Regions from separate parts of the Homo sapiens genome. Here region 1 is linked to region 2. The links are chromatin contacts, found by POLR2A ChIA-PET in ENCODE. All regions are on one chromosome and are shown on one strand. The core of a region is the stretch at or near the end of the contact, and the rest is flanking DNA. Distances in the headings are between cores, read along the strand shown. Region 1 overlaps GFOD2 (Gfo/Idh/MocA-like oxidoreductase domain containing 2). Region 2 overlaps LOC100505942 (a long non-coding RNA gene).

Region 1 (7,312 bases), core at 2,318-4,817, 180 kb after region 2:
ATACTTTTTTTTTTTTAAGACAGAGTCTTGCTCTATCACCCAGGCTGGAATGCAGTGGTGCAATCTTGGCTCACTGCAACTTCCACCTCCCGAGCTCTGAGGCTGAGGCGATTCTCCTGCCTCAGCCTCCTGACTGGCTGGGATTACAGGCACACGCCATCACACCTGGCTAATTTTTTTGTATTTTTAGTAGAGACAGGGTTTCACCATGTTCGCCAGGCTGGTCTCAAACTCCTGACCTCAGGTGATCCGCTCGCCTGGGCCTCCAGAAGTGCTGGGATTACAGGCATGAGCCACTGAGCCTGGCCTAATTTTTTATTTTTTGTAGAGATGGGGTCTCACTGTGTTACCTAGGCTGGTCTCAAACTCTGGCCTCAAACTCCTGGCCTCAAGCGATTCTCTCAGCTCAGCCTCCCAAGGTGGTGGGATTATAAGCGTGACCCACTGAGCCTGGCTTTTTAATAAAAAAGTTTTTTTTAATTTTATTTTAATATAGAGGCAGCATCTTACTATGTTGCCCAGGCTGGTCTTAAATTCCTGGCTTCAAGTGATCCTCCCACCTCGGCCACCCAAAGCACTGGGATTATAGGCATGAGACACCACGGCTGGAGAAATTGTTTTCTCAACTTCATTTTCAAGCCCAGCATCTCTTTTGCTCCTACTGTAGACACAAGTGTACTGGACTAAGAAAATGTCTATAGTAGGGGATGGTTTGTCAGCATAGCCCAGTATAACATCCTGTACTGCTCGATTCTATCTGAAGTACACCTGTTCCTTTGTGAACCACTAAATTACACATGACTTGGGCTGCCTCTAACTCCAGATCCCTGCCAATTTCGTGCCTCTTGTCTCCACTCTCTGTGACTGTGAAGCTTGGCTTGCCTCCTGTACTCTCACTGGGGTTGTTTTATTTTAACCAGCTTTCATTCTTTCTGATGGTAAACTGTCTGTGGCCACTCAGTCACCTTGCTTTCCTTTTCTACTTTCTCCATCTCTCTCTTTTTTTTTTTTTTTTTTTTTTTGAGACGGAGTCTCACTCTGTCGCCTAGGCTGGAGCGTAATGGTGCAATCTCGGCTCACTGCAACCTTTGCCGCTCCGGTTCAAGCGATTCTCCTTGCCTCAGCTACTACCTCAGTAGCTGGGGTTACAGGCACACGCCACCATACCCAGCTAATCTTTGTATTTTTAGTAGAGACAAGGTTTTACCATGTTGGCCAGGCTGGTCTCGAACTCCTGACCTCAGGTGATCCACCCGCCTTGACCTCCCAAAGTGCTGGGATTACAGGCATGAGCCACTGAGCCCAGCCACCATCTCTCTCTTTTCTCTTTGCTAATTCTGCCCCTACAGGCTTCTCTACTAGTTTTCTTAGAAAACAGGTCAAGCACACAGTTATCTTCTACAATTTTCATGTCCTGGACTCCCTTCGGCTATTTGGTCACTGTCTGCTTTTACAGGTGTCTTGGTTATTTACAGGTTATGGCTGTTATAGGAGCTTGACAGTGTCAAGCATGCAGCATTAGGTAAGTAGTGAGATTCTACTTAAGTTTTTTTTTTTTTTTTTTGAGACGGAGTCTCATTTCTGTCACCCAGGCTGGAGTGCTGTGGCATGATCTTGGCCCACTGCAACCTCAGCCTCCTGGGTTCAAGCGGTTCTCCTGTCTCAGCCTCCCGAGTAGCTGGGATTACAGGCATGCGCCACCATACCTGGCTAATTTTTGTATTTTTAGTAGAGACAGGGTTTCACTATATTGGCCAGGCTGGTCTCGAACTCCTGACCTCAGGTGATCCTCCTGCCTCGGCCTCCCAAAGTGCTAAGATTACAGGCATAAGCCACTGTGCCCAGCCAAATTTTGTTGGTCATTAATTACTAATTGTTACAGGGCTAAGGGAGTGAGACACAGTCCATGTCTTCTCTAAATTCATGCCCAGGGCACACCTCCTCCACTCTCACACCGTGTTCCTTCTCACCCTAGTTGTATTTGGGTATATATAGGGAATGTATGTATCCACTACATAGGGAACCCTTTTTTTTTTTTTGAGATCGAGTTTCGCTCTTTTTGCCCAGGCTGGAGTGGTGCAATGGCACGATCTCGGCTCACTGCAACCTCCACCTCCCAGGTTCAAGCGATTCTCCTGCCTCAGCCTTCCAAGTAGCTGCGATTACAGGAGCCCGCCACCATGCCTGGCTAATTTTTTGTATTTTTAGTAGAGACGGGGTTTCACCATGTTGGACAGGATGGTCCCGATCTCTTGACCTCGTGATCTGCCCGCCTCAGCCTCCCAAAGTGTTAGGATTACAGGCGTGAGCCACCGCGCCCGGCCGGGAATCTTTTTTTTTTTTTTAAATGATCTATTACGTATCTATGACCAACTTAGATGTCTCCTCTTCAAAAGCTGTGTAGGAATATGAGGATGATAATTTTGAGCCAATATGAAGTGAAAAATATATATAAGTATCGGTAGCTTAAAACAACAGAATGGACTAGAATTTTTTTTCTTTTTTGAGACAGTCTCGCTCCGTCACCCAGGCTGGAGTGCAGTGGCGCGCTCTTGGCTCACTGCAAGCTCTGCCTCCTGGATTCACGCCATTCTCCTGCCTCAGCCTCCCGAGTAGCTGGGACTACAGGCACCCACCACCACACCCGGCTAATTTTTTGTATTTTCAGTAGAGACGGGGTTTCACCATGTTAGCCAGGATGGTCTGGATCTCCTGACCTCGTGATCCGCCTGCCTCAGCCTCCCAAAGTGCCGGGATTATAGGCGTGAGCCACTGCGCCCGGCCGAAAAATTTTTAATAACCTGTTTTACTGCCACTGACTCAAAGGGAAGCTTCATCAACTCCCATAAAGGGGTATTGGCTGGCCCCCGAGGAAGCCAGATGGCATGAAGGCAGGCAGGCTTGCTGACTAGGTATTTCCTGCCCAAGCAGGCAGAGCTGGTTTTCCTTGTTAATTTCAGTGGCTACCCTTTCTCACCCCTAAAATTTCCCCACTCTTTGTCTTTAACATCCTTGCACATATCCTTCAGATGCCTCCAAAGATCTCCACAAACCCAGTCCTGCCAAGACCACATACATTTCCCATCACCACATGCTGGTCAGGAATGAAGTGTGCCTTGGCAGGACAGGCTATATACAATTTGACAAGGCCTTGCCTGGGTTCAAATCCTGGCTCTGTCACTTTCCAGCTGGGTGACCTCAGGTAAGTCCTTTAGTCACTCTGTATCTCCATTTCCTCATCTGTAAAATGGGGAAATTTTATCTACCTCACAGGGGATTTAAGGATTGAGTTAATATTTGTAGAATACTTATAATTGGGCCTGGCCAATTAGATATGAGTCAGTACATAGGGAATCTTTTTCTGAAAAAAAGATATCTGTTAACTATCTGTGACTGACTTAGATGTCTCTTCTTCAAAAGTTGAGTAGAAATATGAGGGTCATAATTCTGAGCTAATATGAAGTGAGTATAATAGGGCAGCCAGTGTTTAGTCTGTCCCTTGTTCCATGCAACCCTGTTGTACAGATAAGAAAACATGCTCAAAGAGGTGAGGTAACTCTCCCAGGGTTCCACGCCTGGCTGTGTGCATGACCTGCTACAACCAGCATGAAACCTTGAGCAGGTTACTTCACTTCTCTGAGCCTCTATAAAAACAAGAAAGAAAAAGAGTCATTTTGTAACATGTGCATGTGTGGAGCAACTCTTCTTCCATCCTTCCTCATGAGTGTGAGCCAGGCAAGTTCCTTCCACTGTCTGCTCTGGGGGTGACTGTTTGCCTCTGATCCACTGTTCAAAACCAATACTAATCTGGTCAATGTCTCACCTTTTCTGAGGAGCTAACGAGGGAGCTGTGGGACATAAAAAGATGAAAAGTCCTAATTTCAGGGGTGACAAGTCAGCAAGGTGAGTAGGAGCCAGAACTGGTGGCGTAAAGTGTTAATCTCAAGAGTTTGGACTTTGACAGGTGGGTGTGCTCAGTATTCTTGGTCTGCTCCTCCTTCCCTACCTGATCCTCTCTGCCCTGCTTTTTGTCTCTGGAGTCAGAAGGTCAGTCTCTAAAGCCCTGGGCTCCAGGTCCTCTGGCTTCCATCTGAGTCCAGCCAAGGGAAAGAACCAGGAAGAGATCAGCGAGCAGGAGGAAAGGCCAAGGTGTTTATTTTTTGCCTTCTCTCCCTCCCAGGATATGGTTCTGGCAGAGCTGTGTTCCTTAACCAAGGTCACAGCTCCTTTAGAGGACCCCTCTCTCCCATGGCCATTGCTTTTGCTGGGTTCCAGTGACACATCCCCACTCCGTCATTGCACCTAGGGTGGGGACACTACCTTGCCAGTCCCTGGGTGCTCCACTATCCCTTGTATGTTTCCTTTACTACTCACACTATTGTGAATAATCCCTTCATTAAAGAGTTTTTAATTAACCCTTTGAGTACACTGACTGTTTCCTGTCTAGACCTTGACTAATGCAGGTAAGCAATAAGAACCATTGGATTTTTTTTCTTTTTCTTTTTCTTTGAGATGGAGTCTTGCTCTGTCACCCAGGCTGGAGTGCAGTGGCGTGATCTTGGCTCATTGCAACCTCTGCTTCCAGGTTCAAGCAAGTCTCCTGCCTCAGCTTCCCGAGCAGCTGGGATTACAGGTGTGCGCCACCATGCCCAGCTAATTTTTGCATTTTTAGTAGACACGGGGTTTCCCCATATTGGCCAGGCTGGTCTCGAACTCCTGACCTCTGGTGATCTGCCCACCTCGGCCTCCCGAAGTGTTGGGATTACAGGCGTGAGCCACTGTGCCCGGCCTGCATTTTTTTTCTTTAATTTGGCAGAAAGACGTAGGTAGGATAGAGTTTAGGAGACATTAGACACAGAGAACCAGTTAGGATATCAAGTAAGACATAAGGAGGGTCTAATGGAGGGAATGAAATGGAGCAGACAGTTATCACTAGGATTTGGGATTATCAGCAGGGTGGGAGAGCCAAAAAAATAAAATAAAATAAATAACTGAACTATAGACCAATACGTCTCATAAACTTAGGCACAAAAATCCTCAACAAAATATTAGCAAATTAAATCTAGCAATGTGGCTGGGCGTGGTGGCTCACACCTGTAATCCCAGCACTTTGGGAGGCCAAGGCGGGCGGATCATGAGGTTAGGAGATTGAGACCATCCTGGCTGACATGGTGAAACCCCGTCTCTACTAAAAATACAAAAAATTAGCCAGACGTGATGGTGGGTACCTGTAGTCCCAGCTACCCAGGAGGCTGAGGCAGCAGAATCGCTGGAACCAAAGAGGCAGAGGCTGCAGTGAGCTGAGATCGCACCACTGGCACTCCAGCCTGGGCAACAGAGCAAGACTTCATCTCTAAAAAACAAAACAAAACAAAAATAAATAAAAATTAAAAAAAAAATACACCATGACCAACAGGGGTTTAATCCCAGGAATGCAAGGCTGGCTCAACATTCTAAAATCAACTACTATTGGATAGGAGAATGTGGTGTTTTTTTGTTTGTTAGTTTGGTTTGAGACAGAGTCTCACTCTGTCACCCAGACTGGAATGCAGTGGCGCAATCTCGGCTTACTGCAACCTCCGCCTCCTGGGTTCAGGTGATTCTCGTGCCTCAGCCACCCGAGCAGCTGGGACCACAGATGTGTACCACCACGCCTGGCTAATTTTTGTACATTTTGTAGAGAAGGGGTTTTGCCATGTTGGCCAGGCTGGTCTCAAACTCCTGGCCTCAAGCGATCCACCAGCCTCAGCCTCCCAAAGTGCTGGGGTAACAGGAGCAAGCCACCGCGCCCAGCCTGGATAGCAAAATGTTTAACTGAAAAAGAAAAAAAAAAAAGGCCAGGTGCAGTGGCTCACCTGTAATCCCAGAATTTTGGGAGGCCAGGAGTTCAAGACCAGCCTGGTGAACATGGTGAAACCCTGTCTCTACAAAAAACAAACAAAAAAAGCCAGGTGCAGTGGCACACACCTGTGGCTACTCAGGAGGCTCAGGAGGGAGGAACACTTGAGCCTGGGAGGTGGAGGTTGCAGTGAGCCATTTTTGCACCACTACACTTCAGCCTGGGCAACAAGAGCATGACCCTGCCTCAAAAAAATAAAAACTAGGCCAGGCGCGGTGGCTCACGCCTATAATCCCAGCACTTTGGGAGGCCAAGGTGGGCAGATTGCCTGAGCTCAGGAGTTTGCGACCAGCCTGGGCAACAAGGTAAAACCCCATCTCTACTAAAATACAAAAAAATTAGCCGGTCATGACAGTATGTGCCTGTAGTCTCAGCTACTTAGGAGGCTGAGGCAGGAGAACTGCTTGAACCCGGGAAGCAGAGGTTGCAGTGAGCTGAGATCGTGCCACTGCACTCCAGCCTGGGCAACACAGTGAGACTCCGTCTCAAAAAAAAAAAATTAAATTTAATTTAAAAAATAAAATCAATTACTATAACTTACCGTATCAGTAGTCATTAGACAGCATTAATTAGAAATACAAATTAAGGCCGGGCACGGTGGCTCACCTGAGGTCAGGAGTTTGAGACCAGCCTGGCCAACATGGTGAAACCCTGCCTCTACTAAAAATACAAAAATTAGCCAGGCATGGTGGCGGGTGCCTGTAATCCCAGCTGCTTGGAAGGGTGAGGCAGGAGAACTGCTTGAAGTCGTGAGGTAGAGGTTGCAGTGAACTGAGATTGTGCCACTGCACTCCAGCCTGGGTGACAGAGCAAGACTCCATCTCAAAAAAACAAAACAAACAAACAAACAAAAAACAAATTAAGGCTGGGTTCAGTGGCTCATGCCTGTAATCCCAGCACTTTGGGAGGCCGAGGCGGGCGGATCACCCGAGATCAGGAGTTTGAGACCAGCCTGGCCAACATGGTGAAACCCCGTTCCTACTAGAAAAAAAAAAAAAAATTAGCCAGGCATGGTGGTGCACGCCTGTAATCCCAGCTACTCAGGAGGCTGAGGCAGGAGAATCGCTTGAACCCAGGAGGCGGAGGTTGTAGTGAGCCGAGATTGTGCCACTGCTCTCCAGCCTGGGTGACAGAGTGAGACTCTGTCTCAAAAAAAAAAAAAAAAAGAAATACAAATTAAAACTTATTAAATACACATTACAATGTCTGAAATTCAGAAAACCTGATATCAAATACTGGCAAGGGTAGGAAGCAACTATTCATTATTGGCGAAAATGTAAAATAATATAGCCACTTTGGAAAAGTTTGCCATCTTATAAAGCTAAATAGATACCTATCACACAACCTAGCAATCCTACTTCTAGGTTTAGTACTTACCAAGAGAAATGAAAACTTATATTCACACAAAAACCT
Region 2 (6,822 bases), core at 2,209-4,708:
TCTGCCTCCCTGGTTCACGCCATTCTCCTGCCTCAGCCTCCCGGGTTTTTTTTTTTTTTTTTTTTTGTATTTTTAGTAGAGACAGGGTTTCATCATGTTAGCCAGGATGGTCTCGATCTCCTGACCTCATGATCTGCCCGCCTTGGCCTCCCAAAGTGCTGGGATTACAGGCGTGAGCCACCGCGCCTGGCCACTTCTGGCTAATTTTTTTTGTATTTTTAGTAGAGTCAGGGTTTCACCATGTTGGCCAGGCTGGTCTCGAACTCCTGACCTCAAATGATCCACCTGCCTTGGCCTCCCAAAGTGCTGGAATTACAGGTGTGAGCAACTGCGCCTGATGTGTTTGTTTGTTTGTTTGTTTGTTTTGTTTGTTTTTGAGACCAGGGTCTCGCTCTGTCACCCAGACTGGAGTGCAATGGTGCAATCTCGGCTCACTGCAGCCTCTGCCTCCCGGGTTCAAGCAATTCTCATTCCTCAGCCACCCAAGTAGCTGGGATTATAGGCACATGCCACCATGCCTGGCTGATTTTTGTGTTATTAGTATTAATTTTTTTGGAGAGGGAGTCTTGCTCTGTTGCCCAGGCTGGTGTGATCTCGGCTCACTGCAACCTCCACCTCCTGGGTTCAAGCAATCCTCCTGCCTCAGCCTCCTGAGTAGCTGGGACTACAGGTGCACGCCACCACTCCCAGCTAATTTTTTGTATTTTTTTTTAGCAGAGACAGGGTTTCACCGTGTTGCCCAGGCTGGTCTCAAACTCCTGAGCTTAGGCAATTTGCCAGCCTCGGCCTCCCAAAGTGCTAGGATTACAAGCATGAGCCACCACGCCAGGCCGTGATTTTTGTATTTTTAGCAGAGACAGGTTTTTGCCATGTTGGCCAGGCTGGTCTTGAACTCCTGGCCTCCAGCGATCCACCTGCCTTGGCCTCCCAAAGTGCTGGGACTACAGGCATGAGTAACTGTGCCTGGTCCTGGGGCAAAAATTTATACCCACATTGCAAGGTTTTTTTTTAAAAAACAATTGTAGTTATGCAGACTTTCTGAACTAATCTGGAGGGGGTCCACCTGCCCAGAGCTCTCCATCTCACTCTCAGGCGATGGGGGAGGCAAAGTTAGAACCCTGCTGTGAGGGCGACGGTGTACGCAGCCCTGGGGTAGTAAGCTCTCTGGTGAAGCCTCAGTGATGGGATAGGAAGGTGGCTTTTGTGAATGTATCTTTGAAGTCATTCTGTCATCATTTTGACAAGTAAAAAGAGGCAAGATGTTTTGCCAGAGGTGCAGGAACCTGAAGCTGGCCTGCTGTTGAACCTCTGTGCAGGAGGGAGTCAGGCAGATGACAGGAATGACAGGACAGGCTGGTGGCCAGCCGTGAACCCCAGGGAGGAGAAGGAAGGGAGATCAGGTGAGGCTGAGGCTCTCTATGTTGCCCAGGCTAGTCTCGAACTCCGGGGCTCAAGCAATCCTTCCACCTCAGCATCCCTAAATGCTGGGATTACAGGCATGAGTCCCCACACCCGGCCTATCACCTTTAAAATTATTTTATGTTATGTTATTATGTTGTTATGTTGCCCAGCCTGGGAAACATAGGAAGATCCCATCTCTACAGAATATTTAAAAATTAACCAGGAGTGGGCCAGGCGCGGTGGCTCACGCCTGTAATCCCAGCACTTTAGGAGGCTGAGGCGGGCGGATCACAAGGTCAGGAGATCGAGACCATCCTGGCTAACACGATGAAACCCCGTCTCTACTAAAAATACAAAAAATTAGCCGGGCGTGGTGGCGGGCGCCTGTAGTCCCAGCTACTTGGGAGGCTGAGGCAGGAGAATGGCGTGAACCCGGGAGGCAGAGCTTGCAGTGAGCCAAGATCACGCCACTGCACTCCAGCCTGGGCGATAGAGTGAAACTCCGTCTCAAAAAAAAAAAAAAAAAAAAAAATTAACCAGGAGTGGTGACATGCACCTGTTGGCCCAGCTACTCGGGAGGCTGAGGTGGGAGGATCCCTTGAGCCCAGGAGTTCAAGGCTGCAAGGAGCTATGGTCATGCCACTGCACTTCAGCCTGGGCAACAGAGTGAGATGCTGTCTCAAAAAAACAAACAAAAAAAGAAGTTTAAAAATAATTTAAAAAGAAAAGACTCGGCCAGGCGTGGTGGCTCACGCCTGTAATCCCAGCACTTTGGGAGGCCCAGGTGGGCGGATCACGAGGTCAAGCGATTGAGACCATCCTGGCCAACATGGTGAAACCCCATCTCTACTAAAAATACAAAAATTATCCGGGTGTGTTGGAGCACGCCTTTAGTCCCAGCTACTTGGGAGGCTGAGACGGGAGAATCACCTGAACCCAGGAGGTGGAGGTTGCAGTGAGCCAAGATCGCCCTACTGCAGTCCAGCCTGGCGACAGAGCGAGACTCCATCTCAAAAAAAAAAAAAAAAGGCTGAGTATGGTAGCGCGGTGTCTCAAGCCTGTAATCCCAGCACTTAGGTAGGCTGAGGCGGGGAGATCATGAGGTCAGGAGTTCAAGACCAGCCCGACCAACATGGTGAAATACTGTCTCTACTAAAAATACAAAAATTAGCTGGGTATTGTGGCACACGCTTGTAATCTCAGCTACTCAGGAGGAGTAGCCTCATTTGAACCCAAGAGGCGGAGCTTGCAGTGAGCCGAGATTGTGCCACTGCACTCCAGCCTGGGTGACAGAGCAAGACTCCGGCTCAAAAAAAAAAAAAAGAGAGTGAAAAGACAAGACAATCCACAGGATGGGAAAAAATATTTGCAAATCAAACAACTCAGTGCAAAAGTGGGTAAAGAGCCAAGTGTGGTAGTACACACCTGTAGTCCTAGCTACTTGGGAGGCTGAGGTGGGAGGATTGCTTGAGCCCAGGAGTTTGAGACCAGCCTGGGCAATATAGCAAGACCCCATTTCTACAAAAAAAAACTGTGTAAAATAAATATTTATCCAAATAATATACTCAAATGGGCTGGGCACTGTGGCTCACACCTGTAATCCCAGCACTTTGCAGGGGCTGAAGCAGGTGGAGCTCTTGAGCCTCAGAATGGGAGATGAGCCTAGGCAACATAGCGAGACCATGTCTTACAAAAAAATACAAAAATTAGCCAGGTGTGGTGGTACATGCCTGTGATCCCAGCTACTTTGGAGGCTAAGATGGGAGGATTGCTTGAGTCCAAGAGGTTGAGGCTGCAGTGAGCCATGATCATGTCACTGCACTGCAGCCTGAGTGACAGAGCAAGACCCTGTCTCAAAAAAAAAAATCATTAAAATTAAAAAATAAAATTAGCCAGGTATGGTGGCACGAGCCTGTGGTCCTAGCTACTTGGAAGGCTGAGGCGGGAGGATCGCTTGAGCTCAGGAGTTGGAGGTTACAGTGAACTGTGATTGCACCATTGCACACCAGACCAAGACGCTGACTCAAAAAAAAAATTGTTTTTAATTGAAAGACAGTAAATGCACGCCCCCTTGTGGGTGCATGTTTACGCTTGCTCTCCTTTTGGGACTTCCTGGGAACTTCTCACTTGGTCTTCTCAGTTCACGGGGGTTATAGCCCTACAGCTCTGTTCTTGCTCCGATCTATTGATTAGTTCCTTTCTCAGGAAACCAACCATCAGGCCTCCCAGGTAGTATCAAGGAACTGAAACTTTACAGATCACTGCATCTGGACAATATGTTACCAGACCCCATACCCATCATAACTGCCTAATCATGCTGGGTGCAGTGGCTCACACCTGTAATCCTAGCACTTTGGGAGACTGAGGCAGGCGGATCACCTGAGGTCAGGAGTTTGAGACCAGCCTGGCCAACATGGCAAAACCCCATCTCTCCTAAAAGTACAAAAATTAGCCAGGCATGGTGGCATGCCTGTAATCCCAGCTACTTGAGAGGCTGAGGCACAAGAATCACTTGAACCCAGGAGGCAGAGGTTTCAGTGAGCCAAGATCGCGCCACTGCACTGCAGCCTGGGTGACAGAGTAAGAATGTGTCTCTAAATAAATAAATAAATAACTGCCTAACCAGCCACCTGCTTCCTATTGACCAACTCCTCTTCCTTGCCCTTCCCTAATTCCTGTTTTCCCATACAAGATCACATTTCTAGCCTGCTATATAAACCCTTAAAATCTTTTTTTTTTTTTTGAGACAGAGTTTCGCTCTTGTTGCCCAGGCTACAGTGCAGTGGCATGATCTTGGCTCACTGCAACCTCTGCTTCCCAGGTTCAGGCAATTCTCCCACCTCAGCCTCCTGAGTAGCTGGGATTACAGGCACCTGCCACCATGTCTGGCTAATTTTTTGTATTTTTAGTAGAGATGGGGTTTCATCATGCTGGCCAGGCTGGTCTCGAACCCCTGACCTCAGGGGATCTGCCCACCTCGGCCTCCCAAAGTGCTGGGATTACAGGCGTGAGCCACTGCGCCCGGCCTTTTTTTTTTTTTTTTTTTTTTTTTTTTTTTTTGATACAAAGTCTGGCTCTGTCACTGAGGCTGGAGTGCAGTGGCACGATCTTGGCTCACTGCAACCTCTGCCTCCTGGGTTCAGTGATTCTCCTGCATCAGCCTCCTGAGTAGCTGGGATTATCAGCACACACCATCACGCCTGGTTGATTTTTGTATTTTTAGTACAGACGGGGTTTTGCCATGTTGGCCAGGCTGGTCTCAAACTCCTGAGCTCGTGATCTGCCCCCCCTCCGCCTCCCAAAGTGCTGGGATTACAGGCATGAGCCACCACACCTGGCCTAAACCCCTAATTTCGTTCAGTCAAAGAGACGGATTTGAGACTGATCTCTCATCTCAGCTGCAATACATGAATAAAGCCTTCTTTCCTGGCAATACTCGTTTCAGTGATTGGCTTTCTGTGTGGCGAGCAGCAGGACCTAGACCAAACCCCTAGGTCATTTCAGTCACAGCATAAACACTGACTATGTTCAGGCTATGGACTCTATAATTTTCATTTGAGCTTTTAGATTATTACAAATTAGGAATTGTACTTGTGTGTATGTGTGATTTCTGGGTAGCTAGAAAGGGTGAGAAGGGTTGGCATTTTGAAAGTACATTAGAAATAAACCTATGGCTTTCTAGATTTCCAGTGAGAGCCAGTTGTTGTCATTATGTGGAAACTTAGCAAGGAAACACAGGTGATTTTGTAAGGTTTGGAGGTTGGGGGCCTTGGAAGCTCTACAAAGGCCCTGGGGTGAGCCCCTAGGAGTACAGGGCCGTGGTGTAATGAGGGCTACCTAAATTAAAGGAAAAACTAACAACTCCATTGCCTCTTACAATTCAACAAATCTGGAGTTTTAGATAAGTAAATTCAGAGACAAGAGGGGGCAGGCGGAGTGAAAAATGATGTCACCTGCCACTCTCAGATTTCCTGCAAGAAATTCCAGTGGAGAAGTGAATCCTGGATCAGTAAATGAGTCACTGGCTTTCTAAGCCAAGAAAGATGAAAAGCAGATTCCAGGAACTAAGGAAGGATGAATCTTGGGGAAAGTGTTTAGTTTTAGTGTGAAACTGTCAAGCCGCTTGCTCCGGTGGAAACTCAGGGAGAAAAACAACAGTGAGAAAGACTAGCGAAATAGCAAGGAACCAGACGGCTTGCCTGAGAGAGTCTGTGCCTCCGGGCAATTTATTAATAGAAGACTGAGATGCACCTACTCAGCAAAAAAAAAAAAAAAAACAACCAAAAAACAAAAAACTGGGCAGCTCCAGAGAGGAAGACAATATCCCAGTGCCCAAGGCCCCCTGCCATTCATAATCCAACAGAGAGTCATTGAGCATCCATCCAGTTCCTATGGAAGGCAGTGCACATGGATTGGTGAATGAGGCACCACCATCCCTGGCCCCACAGAGCTCACAGCCATTGAGCAAGTCATTGCACTTGTGTTAAGTGAGAAGGAGGAAGGTTTGGGATGGGGGTCCTGGAAGGCTTCTCCAACACCTACGGGAGGATCGTTCAGATATAAAGTTCAAGCTGAGGCTGGGCACGGTGGCTTATATCTGTAATCCCAACACTCTGGGAGGTTGAGGCGGGAGGATTGCTTGAGCGCAGTAGTTCAAGACTAGCCTGGGCAAAATAGTGAGACCTTGTCTTTACAAAAAAATTTAAAAAAAGAAATTAGCTGGGCATGCTGGCACACACTTATAGTCCTAGCTACTCAGGAAGCTGAGGCAAGATCACGTGAACCCAGGAGTTAAAAGTTGCAGTGAGCCATGATCATGACACTGCACTCCAGCCTGGGTGAAAGAGTGAGACCTTTACTCAAATAATAAGGCCGGGCACAGTGGCTCATGGCTGTAATCTCAACACTTTGGGAGGCCAAGGCGGGTGGATTGCTTAAGCTCAGGAGTTCAAGATCAGCCTGGGCAACATGGTGAAACCTCGTTTGTGTATATATATTGCTTGGGTTCCTGGGTTCAAGCGACTCTCCTGCCTCAACCTCCCTAGTAGCTGGGGTTATAGGCATGCATCACCATGCCCAACTAATTTTTGTATTTTTAGTAGAGTTGATGGGGTTTCGCCGTGTTGGCCAGGCTGGTCTCAAACTCCTGATCTCAGGTGATCCGCCAGCCTCAGCCTTCCAAAGTGCTGGGATTACAGGCATGAGCCACCACACCCACCCGTCTGTATATATTTAAAAATTTTTTAATTAAAAATAATAATAATTAATTAATTAAGGTCAGGCTGAATTTTTGACAGAGGCCTGGGCTAGAGAGAACAGGGCTGCTCCGGAGACCTGAAAAGAGAAGCTGTTTGGGGAGCAGAGGTACAAGAAAAGTCTAGATGAGTTCTTTCTATTCTATTTTAGGTTATTTGTTTGATT

Evidence for each region. ChIA-PET counts read pairs that join two places held with the same protein, here RNA polymerase II (POLR2A).
Region 1: POLR2A ChIA-PET joins it to region 2 with 21 read pairs in H1. The contact joins two enhancer-like sites. POLR2A ChIA-PET finds 5 or more read pairs at or near these places in 4 of 52 experiments (CD8-positive, alpha-beta memory T cell, H1, Panc1 and 1 more).

The regions. Positions count from the first base shown.
Region 1 is chr16:67,693,989-67,701,300 of GRCh38, forward strand. The region is part of intron 1 of GFOD2 (Gfo/Idh/MocA-like oxidoreductase domain containing 2); the gene reads right to left. Among named protein-coding and RNA genes, the nearest start is that of GFOD2, 22 kb to the right of the region's middle. Within about 2 kb of position 3,568, at least 3 of the 41 ENCODE cell types and tissues checked have a DNase peak (open chromatin) inside an H3K27ac peak, as active enhancers do.
Region 2 is chr16:67,511,078-67,517,899 of GRCh38, forward strand. LOC100505942 (a long non-coding RNA gene) reads right to left here. Exons shown (of 2, transcript NR_104656.1): 2 at 6,629-6,822. Among named protein-coding and RNA genes, the nearest start is that of RIPOR1, 14 kb to the right of the region's middle. RefSeq lists silencers at 3,255-3,442, 3,575-3,744. Within about 2 kb of position 3,459, at least 4 of the 41 ENCODE cell types and tissues checked have a DNase peak (open chromatin) inside an H3K27ac peak, as active enhancers do.